3 separate regions of the Homo sapiens genome follow, and all the other regions are linked to region 3. The links are chromatin contacts, found by Hi-C in ENCODE. All regions are on one chromosome and are shown on one strand. The core of a region is the stretch at or near the end of the contact, and the rest is flanking DNA. Distances in the headings are between cores, read along the strand shown. Region 1 holds the start of HAUS6 (HAUS augmin like complex subunit 6). Region 2 overlaps LOC105375988 (a long non-coding RNA gene). Region 3 holds the start of HACD4 (3-hydroxyacyl-CoA dehydratase 4).

Evidence for each region. Hi-C counts contacts between places; a loop is a spot of excess contacts on that map. Pooled maps may share reads with other maps.
Region 1: a loop to region 3 is called in a pooled map, with 6 times the contacts of the local background. The contact joins the promoter of HAUS6 here to the promoter of HACD4 in region 3. A Hi-C loop is called at or near these places in 5 of 50 pooled maps.
Region 2: a pooled map shows a loop between it and region 3 (2.0-fold over the local background). The contact joins the enhancer-like site here to the promoter of HACD4 in region 3. A Hi-C loop is called at or near these places in 2 of 50 pooled maps.

The regions. Positions count from the first base shown.
Region 1 is chr9:19,101,505-19,105,847 of GRCh38, reverse strand. HAUS6 (HAUS augmin like complex subunit 6) reads left to right here and starts at 2,944. Exons shown (of 17, transcript NM_017645.5): 1 at 2,944-3,324. The coding sequence starts at 3,197. RefSeq lists an enhancer at 2,702-3,265.
Region 2 is chr9:19,491,724-19,496,008 of GRCh38, reverse strand. The region is part of intron 4 of LOC105375988 (a long non-coding RNA gene); the gene reads right to left. Among named protein-coding and RNA genes, the nearest start is that of MAP1LC3BP1, 30 kb to the right of the region's middle. RefSeq lists an enhancer at 2,503-3,026. Within about 2 kb of position 2,713, at least 13 of the 41 ENCODE cell types and tissues checked have a DNase peak (open chromatin) inside an H3K27ac peak, as active enhancers do.
Region 3 is chr9:21,029,320-21,033,568 of GRCh38, reverse strand. It overlaps HACD4 (3-hydroxyacyl-CoA dehydratase 4), which reads left to right and starts at 1,929. Exons shown (of 7, transcript NM_001010915.5): 1 at 1,929-2,016; 2 at 4,171-4,249. The coding sequence starts at 1,979. LOC105375989 (a long non-coding RNA gene) reads right to left here and starts at 1,927. Exons shown (of 3, transcript XR_007061435.1): 1 at 1,569-1,927; 2 at 918-1,097; 3 at 1-206. RefSeq lists an enhancer at 1,590-2,150 and a silencer at 1,794-2,153.

The sequences.
Region 1 (4,343 bases), core at 1,695-4,194, 1.9 Mb after region 3:
GTAGCTGGGATTACAGGTGCGCACCACCATGCCCGGCTAATGTTTGTATATTTAGTAGAGATGGGGTTTCACCATGTTGGCCAGGCTGGTCTCAAACTCCTGACCTCAAGTGATCCGTCTGCCTCGGCCTCCCAAAGTGTAGAGATTACAGGTGTGAGCCATCACATCCGCCCCAATCAGAAAATCTTTGAGTCCACCTATGACCTGAACCCACCACTTTGAGTTGCCTCACCTTTCTGTACAGAACCAATGTATACGTCACGTGTATTGATTGATGTCTTATGTCTCTCTAAAACTGTATAAAACAAAGCTATAGCCCCATCATCTTGGGCACATGTTCTCAGGAACTCTTGAGACTGTGCCTCAGGCCATGGTCATTCATATTTGGCTCAGAATAAACCTCTTTAAATATTCTGTTAGAGGAACCCCTGCTTACCAGACCTCTGGTTTAATAAAACATGACTAGAGTGACTCCATCTTAAAGTAGCTAGGCACTTACAAGGCTCCTATAAAATTAATGCTTATGGTTTAAAAATAGCCACATTCTAAGCTGGCCACCAATTATAATTACAGAATATTTATGGCCATACAGGACATCTCCCACTAAGCCTGCAGAATGTCCAGATGTTCTAAAGAGCAGCCCACTTTACTTAAAGATGACGTTAATGAGCAAGCTTAGGTTGAAAGATTAATGGTCTCTGAAAGCACAATAGCCCTACCTTTAGTGAGCACATCTGCGCATTCCAAGTTTAATCACAGCTCTTTATAGTTTCTTACAAGCAGAGACAGTAACAAAGGACCTTGTGTTCCTCCGCCTGCTTTCTGAGGTTGCTCCGCTCTTCAACGGAGTAGTTTCCAATAAACTTGCTTCCTTCATTGTGTTCTGTGATTCACCTCAAATTATTTCCTGCACGAGATCCAAGAACCTTCTCTTTGGGTCTGGATCAGGACTCTGTTTTTTCCGGCAACAATTTTACAGACTTTGACTCTTTTTGTCGACAGGAGTCAGAGATTTTTTTTTTGTGGCTGTTCTTTTGCTTTGAGAAGGGTCTTGCTCTGTCACTAGGCTGAAGTGCAGTCGTGCAATCACAGTTTACTGCAGCCTCAGCCTCCCAGGGCCCACGTGATTTTCCCACCTCAGCCTTCTGAGCAGCTGGACCACAGGCGTGCACCACCAGAATGGAGTCAGAGATCTTACAGATGACCTCCATAATGAAAAGCTATGGGTGATAGCATAAACTTCAAAAGGTGCTTTTAGGCTGGGCACGGTGGCTCATTCCTTGGGAGGTCAAGGTGGGCAGGTCGCTTGAGCCCAGGAGTTCGAGCCCAGCCTGGGCAACTTAGTGGCTTTTCTTTCTTTCTCTCTCTCTCTCTCCTCTTTTTTTTTTTTTTTTTTGAGACAGAGTCTCACTTTGTCGCCCAGGCTGGAATGCAGTGGAAGGATCTTGGCTCACTGCAACGTCTGCCTCCCGGGTTCAAGCGATTCTTCTGCCTCAGCCTCCCGAGTAGCTGAGCTGGGATTACAGGCATGCGCTACCACGCCCGGCTAATTTTGTATTTTTAGTAGAGACGGGGTTTCTACATGTTGGTCAGGCTGGTCTCGAACTCCCCACCTCAGGTGATCCGCCCACCTTGGCCTCCCAAAGTGCTGGGATTATAGGCGTGAGCCACTGTGCCCCGCCTCTCTCTCTTTTATTAAGGTGATTTTAGTGAGGCAGGAGACAATCATTGCCAGAGGTAGCAATGAGACTTAAAAGCAGGTTACCCAATCCACTTCCAGGCCCTGTTGTCAGTGGGGTTTGTGGTAGGCAACAGCTGTCAATTAAGACGACGGGCCGGGTGCGGTGGCTCACGCCTATAATCCCAGCACTTCGGGAGGCCGAGGAGGGCGGATCACGAGGTCAGGAGATCGAGACCATCCTGGCTAACAGGGTGAAACCCCGTCTCTACTAAAAATACAAAAAATTAGCCCGGCGTGGTGGTGGGAGCCTGTAGTCCCAGCTACTCGGGAGGCTGAGGCAGGAGAATGGCGTGAACCTGGGAGGCGGAGCTTGCAGTGAGCCGAGATTGCGCCACTGCACTCCAGCCTGGGAGACAGAGCTAGACTCCGTCTCAAAAAAAAAAAAAAAAAAAAAAAAAAAATTAAGAGGACTGCAGGCGGCCAGGCGCAGTGGCTCACGCCTGTAATCCCAGCACTTTGGGAGGCCAAGACCGGCAGATAACCTGAGGTCAGGAGTTCGAGACCAGCCAGCCAACATGGTGAAACCCCGTCTCCATTAAAAATACAAAAAAATTAGCCGGGCGTGGTGGCGGACACCTGTTAATCCCAGCTACTCGGGAGGCTGAGGCAGGAGAATCGCTTGAACCCGGGAGGCGGAGGTTGCAGTGAGCCGAAATCGCGTCACTGCACCCCAACTTGAGCAACAAGAGCGAAACCCCGTCTCAAAAAAAAAAAAAAAAAAAAAAAAGACTGCAGGACTGCAGGGGAGTATAGAGCCAGATTTCATTTAAAGCAGGAAAAGGAACATCCGGCATTTGAGGACATAGATTTCGCTAACGACAGAAATGAGGCTCAGAGATTACGTGACTTGATTAGAGTCACAGTGAGCATAGCGGAGGATGGAACCAATGCTTTAACTCTACACCGAGGCATAGTGCTCCATTTATGGCTTTTTTGTGACGTAACAACTAGGATACACAAGCAAATGGACCCCACTAACCAAGAATCAGAAACCCGAAGGCCCGAGGATCTGGGCACGACAGCGGTTAAGCAAGCGCAGAGCAAGTCGCTGGCCGCGCAATGCCCGGTGGGTCTTGCAGTTTCTTGGCTGGGCATGGCCGGAAGGGAGGAGAGAAGGACGCATTGCATGGCGGGAGATATAGTCTTTGCCGGAAGTCCCTCCTCCCTCGGACGCCTGGCGGCGCCGGCGCACACTGCTCTTCCTTAAGGGCGGGAGTCTCGGTTTGTGGTGGCTTCGCTGAGGCAGTGGTGGCCGCACTATACCGTTAGAAACTCAATTTCCCGGAGGTTGTGAGGCCCTTTGAGGCGAAATCGCTCTGGGCGTGAAAGGAGCAGGCGTTGGCAATGGAAGGACCACCGCGACCTCAGGCTGACCGTAGGGAGGGATCTTGAGGGCCCTCCGAGTCCCCTGGGCTTGCGCTTTCTTTCTTTGCAGCCACCGTGCCTACCGCGAGGATGAGCTCGGCCTCGGTCACCGCTTTCGAGAAGGAGCATCTCTGGATGTATCTGCAGGCGCTCGGCTTCGAGCCAGGCCCGGCAACCATTGCCTGCGGAAAGATCGTGTCGCACACGCACCTCGGAGTGTAAGGAGGCCGGGGCCGGCGGGGCGAGGGAGCCTGAACCGGGGGACGCCGGGGGACTCCCCCTTTTGTAGACCCCGGAGGTTGATTAATCAGAATTGGTTGAGCAGTTACTCTGTGCCAGGCATTGGCTCCAAAGTTCCTACTCCCAGTTGCTGCCAGCCTAGGGGCAGAGACAGACAGTAAATAATGCAAGAGTGCCGGAAGCGCTCTGTAGGGGAGTGCAAAAGTCTGCAGATGGGGAGAGTGCAAGACTGGAGGAGCAGCTTAACTCTGCCTATGTGGTGGAGGGGTGGTCTGTGAAGTAGTGGGAGGGATGGCGGGTGGTAGTGGAAGAGCATGGGAACCATATGTACAAAACACCTTTTGGACTCAAGGGAGCCTTTGAAGGTGGTTGTTTAATTTTATAATTTTTAATTTTTTAATTAGTAAGGCATGTTGGAGTTAGCATAAAACAACGGAGAAGGGTATTAAAAACAAATACCCTTTTAAGAAAAGTATGGAAAGTAAAAGCCCCTTCCCTACTTTTTCCACTTCTGTTTTATCAACTTTAGCCAGTATCTCTATTTAATCATTCCCACTGTAGGCCAAGAGGAATTCTTTTCTTTCATATGGAGTCTCCCTCTGTTGCCAGGCTGGAGTGCAGTGGCACGATCTCGGCTCACTGCACCCTCCAACTCCCTGGTTCAAGCGATTCTCCTGCCTCAGCCTCCCGAGTAGCTGGGATTACAGGCACTTGCCACCACGCCCAACCAATTTTTGTATCTTTAGTAGAGACGGGGTTTCACCATGTTGGCCAGGATGGTCTCGATCTCCTGAGCTCATGATCCACCTGCCTCGGCCTCCCAAAGTGCTGGGATTACAGGCGTGAGCCACCGTGCCCGGCCTCTATTTTTTTAAAGTATTATTATTTTAGAGACAGTAGCTAACCATGTTGCCCAGGCTGGTCTCAAAATTCCTGGGCTCAAGCAATCCTCCTGCTTCGGTCTTCCAAAGTGCTGGGATTATAGATATGAGCCATT
Region 2 (4,285 bases), core at 1,464-3,963, 1.5 Mb after region 3:
TAAGTGGTGGATTTTTTAAATGTGATGTTTGGGAGAACAACATTGAGCATAGCTGAAAATGTAGGGACTCCTGGGAAGTGGAGAGATGTCAGCACCAGATTGCAGAGGACCTGTTCTAATCCAGGGAGTAGCATGGACCCTATCCTGCCACCAGATGTCATTCACCAGCTTGTGGCATGGTCACATTGGGACTTAAGAGAGCCTTCTGCACATACTGAAAAGAAATGGCTTGGATTTGCTTCCAAGTAATCTAGGTGTATGGAAGAAACCAGGTGGGCTGTAAGTTAATCGTTGAGGCTGGATGATGGCTACTCAGGAGTCGATTATGCTATTCTGTTTCTACATGATTGACATTTTCTATTATAAACAATTATCTTAAAACGGTAGTACAGAGAAAGCTCTCAGGAACTGTCACTCTCAACTGTTATCAACCATTTGCACCTCAGTGTGAAAGGAGGAAAGTTCTGATGGGAAAGAAAGACTTAGGGGATGCCTGGCGTGAGAGACCAGAGAAGTAGAACCCAGGAGGGAAAAGGCAGTCAACAGAGAGGCACAGGCATTCCAACACCAGTCAGCCTCCCTCCCTCCTGCCCGCTGCCACAGCGCCCCCACCAGTTGCTCTCCCACCTGGACACTTGTGGCTGATACAGGCTGCATGATACATGCTGCGTGGAGGGTAAACACACCTGATAGCAATAACATAAGCAGACCCTGAGGATGACCCTGTATGGCAGACACATCTGAATGTGTGTTTCAAGCTAAGGAATCCGGCATGGCCAACCTGGAGATTCATACCTTATCAGTGATGAACATCCGAGCCCCCCACCCATCCCATGGAATGCGGGCCATACAAGGGATTGAGGCCCTGAGTTTTGGGCTAAACAAAGGTTGCCAGGTGGAGGTCATTAAGGGGAGGGTGTTAGGTGAAAACGCTATTTAAACTGCACACTGTTTGCAAGCAGTTACGGTTTTCCTGCCCAGCCTGCTGCCACTGGACTGTTTGTAAGGTGGCTATCTTGTCCAGCACACCACCACTGGACTCTCTCCCCTGTATGTGAGCCCCTAATAAAACCCCCACATTGGCCGGGCATGGTGGCTCATGCCTGTAATCTCAGTACTTTGAGAGGCCAAGGCAGGAGGGATCACCGGAGGTCAGGAGTTCAAGACCAGCCTGGCCAGCATGGTAAAACCCTGTCTCTACTAAAAATACAAAAATTAGCTGGGTGTGGTGGCACGTGCCTGTAATCCCAGCTACTTGGGAGACTGAGGCAGGAGAATCGCTTGAACCCAGGAGGCGGAGGTTGCAGTGAGCCAAGACCACACCACTGCACTCCAGCCTGGGTGACAGAGAAAGACTCCATCTCCAAAAAAAACACCATGTCTCCTTTGCTGGCTCTGAGTCTCTTCTTCAGCCTCCTGAACCTAGTGCCTTCCCTATTGAGGTTAATAGGGGTTTGGCACAACACAAGGCCAGGCCACTTCTGCCCTGACCCCCTGGATTTGATCTAGTTTTTTTTCCTGGGGCCACTGCTGACTTCTTCCCCACAAAGGATGCCCAGGTGGCTGCAGGACTTCCTGAGCCCACTTTACCATCCTGATGACTTGAGTCTTTTCTGAACTGAGCCATTTTGTCTGGGGTCTTGGATCTAAGATGTGTCTAAGATCTTGTGCCATCTCCTTAAGGAGAAAGGGTTCACTCCGGGACAAGAGTAGGGTTACACTAGGAGGGTTCCAAACCAAATGAACTCCTGAGACCACTGCAGAGTGGCTCCTCAACCAGGAGGTTCAGAGAACTTCCTTCCCTGTGAGCCTCAGGAGAAGAAATTGTCAGGAGTTATCGCTCACTTGTGACAGAACAGGTGCTGTCTGACAGGAAGAAGATAAATTGAAACCCGTGTGTGCAACTGAGAGAGTATGAGTGAGTTCATGCAGGAAAGACAGCACTAGACCAGGAAAAATACTCCTCAGAAAATCCATTACATCCACAAGCATGTGGGCCAAGTCAAGGGGTGTCTATTGAAAGAAAGGAAACTGTTCTTGTTTTAAGGCAACATTAAATCCAAAGATCCTGGGCTGTTCAGACAGGGAGTTAAGGGGGACTCCTTCCTGCATCTCCATGTTGAATGGGGCAGAGGGAATGGGAATATGGTTACTGAGCTGCCAAAATAGAACCATCTTCCCTCCTCATCGGAACTTTGCCTGACAACCTTCTCCGCTCGGGTTCTTTACTCCGCTTTTTCTGTTGGGGTTGCGAAAGGGAGAATCATAATCTTCCTATCAGCTGCTTTGACATCTGCCGTAGTTTGGCAGGAACTAATCTAATGACGAGAGACTGACTCAGATTCTTTCTGGGAAGAGGCATTTTGGGGACAAGAAAGCAAAAGAGGATATGTGCGAGCAAAGCCCCAGAAGTCGGCAGCGAGAACAGGCTTCCCAGACAGCCACCTCCCACAGTCACTGGGCATTGCCAGGTGGCCAGGCTGTGGGGTGGGGGCAGTCCCCTCAGCCACGCTGAAAGCAGGTGGGCGTCCAGCCAACACCGCTGCTACACCCCAGGCCGCCTTCCTGAGCACCAGTTGCCGAGGCAACCGGGGTACTTTGCAAATATCTTTTTTAGATGTGACTTCCAGAAAAAAAGGGCAAGGTGACAAGAGGGATGGAAGGAACAGAGAGATACCAGGCTGACGCTTGACACTGAAAATGCAGCCAGAAGTTCTTGGTGCTGCTGCCCTCTACAGGCAAAATCGTAGATTACGACGCTCACCCACCAAAAATGCCCTGAAAATGAAATGTCTCACTTTCCCACCAAGTAGCCTGGGAGTAACAAAACAGGAGCAGGGATAGGGAAGGCCCAGGGGTCCAGCTACAGCCATGGTATCACCAGAAAGGGAAGAGACAATTTGAGAAACACTAGGTCAAAAGTCAAATGTTGCCAGTTCTGGAAATTGCTTGGTAATAATGTGATTGTACATACAAATGCAAAAGCAGGCACTGAAATCTACATGCTGCAGTTGGCTTGGAGACCGTCATCTATGCCATTCATGCACTGCCAGTTTTGTGGGGAACCTGGTGGTAAACCACTGGTAGACCACCTGCTTCTGGCTGGGAATTTTGTATGTAGCAGAGCAGCTCCCTCGCCGTCCTCTATTGTAAGTCAGCACTTCTTGATACAAGGGTTTGTAAAAAGAAAAAAAAAAATGAAGGAAACAAAGATAATCTATAATCCACAATCGGGGTGAATCTTTTCTATTTTGACAATGAAATCACAATTATAACAATGTTATAAGGAATTCTCATGCCCTCAAGAACGTGCTGGGTATCCTCTGTGTAAAGCAAGGATACAATTTAATCTTTGCTTATAAAAATGCTCCAGCTTCCATGACTCAGGTACACTGCAGACCGCCACCAGGAGTAGCAGCACCTGGGAATGCATACACAAATTCCCAGGCCCCACATCAGACCTGCAGACCCTGAAACTCTGGGGGTGGAGCCCAGAAATCCGTGCTTTGACAAGCCCTCCAGGTGATTCTGATGTCCACTAAAATTTGAGAACTAATGATTTATGTAACAATTATTCATTTGAAACTCCAAATATTACTCATTTCAACACACTCATTCATTTCAGGCAGTGACTGAGAGAAGAAATGAGTTGAGATAAAGGCAAGGTGTGCAGAAGAAGCAAAGCCTATCCCCTCCCTGCCTGGGCAGGTATCACAATCTTAGAATCTCAGGATATCACAAATTCCCCTCTCTACCATTGAGGGAAAGGTGATTCCCTCTGCTCCTGGCCAGACCTTCAAGCTCAAAATGAGCTTCTAGTAATACAGGTGATCTAGGGATTAAGAGAAATAGGTTGTTTGGCAGGAGGTGCAGGACAAAGGAGGTTATTGCCAATTGAGCACTGATGCCAGAACTCTCAGAAGGACCCTGTTATGCAAGTAGAAGTACCCCATTAACAGACGCAGGAACTGAGCCCTTAGGGAAGTCAAATGACTTGCCCAAAGTCATCTCACTACTTAGAAGAAATGAGATTAGGACTAAGGCCCATGTGACAAAGAAGACCATGTCTTTCTTCTAAATTCTACTGGGCCACTCTTAGCACTGTCTAAAAGAACTGTGATAGAAATGTCCTTTGTCTGTAGCCACTAGCCACTCGTGACTATTGAACACTTGAAATGTTGCAGGTGACCAGGTGCTGTGGCTCACACCTGTAATTCCAACAGTTTGGGAGACTGAGGTGAGAGAATTGCTTGAGGCCAGGGATTTGAGACCAGCCTGGGCAACA
Region 3 (4,249 bases), core at 680-3,179:
GCAAGAGACGTAGAATATGTAGAACTTCAGGGGTAAATGGCAGACAGACAGAACTGGTAAAATGCAGCAGACCTGTCAATGAGGATGTGGATGCAGGGGCTGTGTTTGGTGACAAAGGATCAATTCTTCTGGGCAGGCTTTCCACCTTCTCCCTCCTGCCCCACTGCAGGCCATCTGGGACTTTACTTTCTCTCTTGCTGCTTAACCTGATCAGAGATAGCATTGATAATGGGTTAGCCACCAGTTTACCCTTTAGATCAAATGTTCTGTAAAAGCAAGGACCGTGGGGCATCATCCTGCAAGGTGATACAGGATAGGGATTCGGCGAAAAATTAACATGCTCGCGGACGGAGCAGTGTCAGGAGAGTCAAACTGTAAGGTATTATGGAACAGGAAGATGGTAGGAAATGAAAGAAGCACCTGATCAGAGAAGGCAGGCAGGGAGTTATTAGAAGATTCCATTGAGAGAGAAACAGAAAGAATACAATGTTTAATTATATGCTAAGAGAGAGTTGTCTATGTCCCTAAAGTGCAGTGAAAGCCAATGGAAAGGAGGGGATGACGATGCAAGAAGAGGCGATGGTTAACTACTGATGCAGTGAGTCTGAGAAGGGACTGGTAAACACAAAGTTGGGGTTAACCTCCGACTGAGGGCAGGGTATGAGAGAAGGTGCAGAGAAATGTAGAGGTGAGAGGTAGGCATAGTGAATGGAATGGACTATGAAAAAAGGAAGCCACGGCCTAATGGGAAACAAACAAGAAATCCCACCAACCTTGAAGTTCTGATACTGCCATTTTATCAATTGTGTGACCTGTGCCAAGTGACTTAACATTTTTTTAATGCCTCAACTTCCCTTTTGGTAAAAATGGGGGCGCTAACTTCCAACTCCAAAACCAGGTGCCATTGTCCCACTTACTTGCAAGTGCCTTCTTAGATGTTTCTGTTTTTGTTTTAACGTTTCCCTTTCTGGGCAGAGGAGCTTGAAGATGGGCTGGATCTTATTAGCAAAGCAGGAGGGTGGGTCATCTGTGTACGGAGACAGTGATGTCATAAGCCTGAGAGATCACGAAGGGGTTGTAGCAGTGCTGGGCATAGGCTAGAGAAATTAACACAACGTGAATAAAGATTTGCAGGCACCAGTGAGAACCCAAGGGAGATTAGAGAGCAGGGAGGCCTGATAGAAGAGGAATCAGGCCCCTAGCTGAAAAAGTGTTGGGGAGGTGTGCTACAAACTTCGTTTTATTTTTATTTATTTTTTGAGACAGGATCTCGCTCTGTTACCCAGGCTGGAGTGTAGCCGCGTGATCTTGGCTCATTGCAGCCTCGACCTCCCAGGCTCAAGCGATCCTCCCACCTCAGCCTCTGGAGTAGCTGGGACCACAGGCCCGCGTCACCATGCCCGACTAATTTTTGTACATTTAGTAGAGACGCGTTTTCGCTATGTTGCCCAGGCTGGTCTCGAACTCCTGGGCTCAAAAGATCCTCCCGCCTCGGCCTCCCAAAGTGCTGGGATTATAGGCATTAGCCACTGCGCCCGGCACAAGCTTCGTGTCTGAACCTGGCTCACCGGTGGGCATTGAGCAGAGCCCACCCTGGAATCCACTCATCTCGGGAGGTTTGGGGATGGGCTTCAGCGAGTTCGGAGGCCCCGGAAATCGCCCAGATGCATTAATTTCCAGAAGGCTTGCAAGGGGGTCTCAACACAAAGATTAGGAAGCTGTAACCAGAGTTTGGTAACCCCACCGGGAACGCGAGCCGCCTCCCAGCCTTGCGCCCTGACGCGCTCTAGCAGTGCTGCAGAAACTTCGAGAACTTCGTTTTCATCTCTTCCCCAACGCACGACCTCGGGCTTTTTCTTTTTGTAAACTGCTGAGTGTGGAGAGGCCCCGCCCTTCCGCGCCCAGCCGCGGGGCCGCCCCTGCCTCCTCCCCGGTACTCCTTCCTGGACCGCGCTGGAAGCCCTGGCGGCGGCGGCCCATGGGGCCCTTGGCGCTGCCCGCCTGGCTGCAGCCCAGGTAGGGCGCTCGGCCGAATCCCGAGGGGAGGGGGCGCGGGTGGAGGGCCTGGAGGCGGGAGCTCCCCTCTGCGGCGGGCGGGCGGGCGGCACCCCCCGCCCGCCAGCAAGGCGCAGCGCTACCGTGCCCAGGCACCCCTTGGAGCTCATGCAGGTATTTGCTAACTTACCCCTCTTGACCACCCTAGGAAGCAGGCTCTGTTATTTTCTCCATTTTACAGTTGAATGGGAAGGACAGGCTGCATGGCTACCCCTGCCCTTGTGAGCCCTCTGCCAGTACTTCCCTCCCCCCAGGAGCCTTCTCTTGACTTTCTCAGACGCAGAGTTGCGGGGTGATTTTTAGATGTAACAGCCGTGGAAACACCTATCACACGTATAGATTTCAGGGCCTAGTTCCGGCGGGGAACAGATTCAGTCATATAGCGGTAGGGCCTGGGGGTGTATATGTTTAACCCACAAGCCAGGTAATTCTGATACAAGCTGAAGGAGGATTTCCTCTTCCCAAACCCTTTAGCAGTTCCTGCCTTTATAGGGGAGGATGTCCCCAAATAAAAATCATTCTGCCTCCCAGCTTATTTTCCTTGTTTCTAGGAGGTTTCACATCTTCAAGGAGGAGTAAATCTTGACCACACTGGCAGGGCCACTCCCGTCACTCTTCTGAACTCCCAGGGAACATTTCAAACAGTGCTTTTCCTAACTCCCTCAAACCATCTATCTGTCAATCTTCTCTTAGTCATCTCCCCAGCAACTCACAACACATTGTTAAACCCAGCTTGACTTCCCTCTTCTGGTATGAGCAACTAAACTGCTTTCGATATGTATCTGATGAAGGAAACTATCTACCCTTGCAAAATGTTAATAGGCAGTGGCAAGATGTTAATACTAACCTCAATCACATAATGTGTTCAAAAGTCAGGTGTGTCCAATTACTGAATTACCCAACATTTGGATTACTCCCATCCCTACCCCCCTTCAGAACTAAAACACTGTGTCTCAAGTTCTGCACTTAGCAAGCTGAGCTACTGGAACACATAGTGACATGTCAACCACTCTGCACACATGGATTTTTTGTTGTTGTTGTTGTTTTGTTTTTTATTTTTTATTTATTTTTGAGAACAGAGTTTTGATCTGTCGCCCAGGCTGGAGTGCAGTGGCGCTGTCTCGGTTCACTGCAGCCTCTACCTCCCAGGTTCAAGTGATTGTCCTGCCTCAGCCTCCTGAGCAGCTAGGTAGCTGGGATTACAGGCATACGTTACCACATCCGGCTTTTTTTTTTTTTTTTTTGTAAGTTGCCATGTTGGCCAGGCTGGTCTTGAACTTCTGGCCTCAAGTGATCCAACCCGCCTTGGCCTCCCAAAGTGCTGGGATTACATGCCTGAGCCACCGCGCCCAGCCTGTTTTGTTTTTTTAAAGAATATTCAAAGCCACCTTCGCAGTGGTTTCTTTTATTCCTTGGTGAGCAGCAAGGTTAGAACTTTATCAAAGATGAAAGCAGATTTTGAAAAAGCACTATATTTGGTTTTAAGCAAACTCACTATACAGATGGTCCATGACTCACAATTTTTTAAACTTTGTGATGGTGTGAAAATGATATGTATTCATTAGAAACCGTACTTCAAATTTTGGATTTTAATCTTTCCCCAGGCTAGCGATGTGCAGGTATGATATCCTTTCATGATGCTGGGCCGCGGCATCAGGCCGCAGCTCCCAGTCGGCCGCATGATCAGGAAGGTAAACAACCGGTACTCCACAGTGCACTGTGTTGCCAGATGATTCCACCCAACTGTAAGCTAATGTAGGTGTTCTGAGCAAGTTTAAGGTAGACTAGGCTAAGCTGTGATGTTCTGTAGATCAGTTGTATTACATGCATTTTCAACTTATGATATTTTCAGTTTATGATATTTTCAGCTGATGGGGTGTACCAGGACGTAACTTCATCATAAGTGAAGAAGCATCTGTATTTACTTTAGCGGGTAGTGTAGGTTATGGCTCCCTTCAAAATCTGATATGTACTTGGGGGTAACCAGATAAAAGACTGATATGAAACAGTTTTCTTTTGCTTTCTCAGGTTGGCCAGTACATTAAAGGGCATGTGTACAGTGATGAAAGGATGATTATAAAAGAAGTGTTTAATGGTATTTTCCTGTATTTATAGGTATAGGAAGAATGCGTATCTTTTCATCTATTACTTAATCCAGTTCTGTGGCCACTCTTGGATATTTACAAATATGACA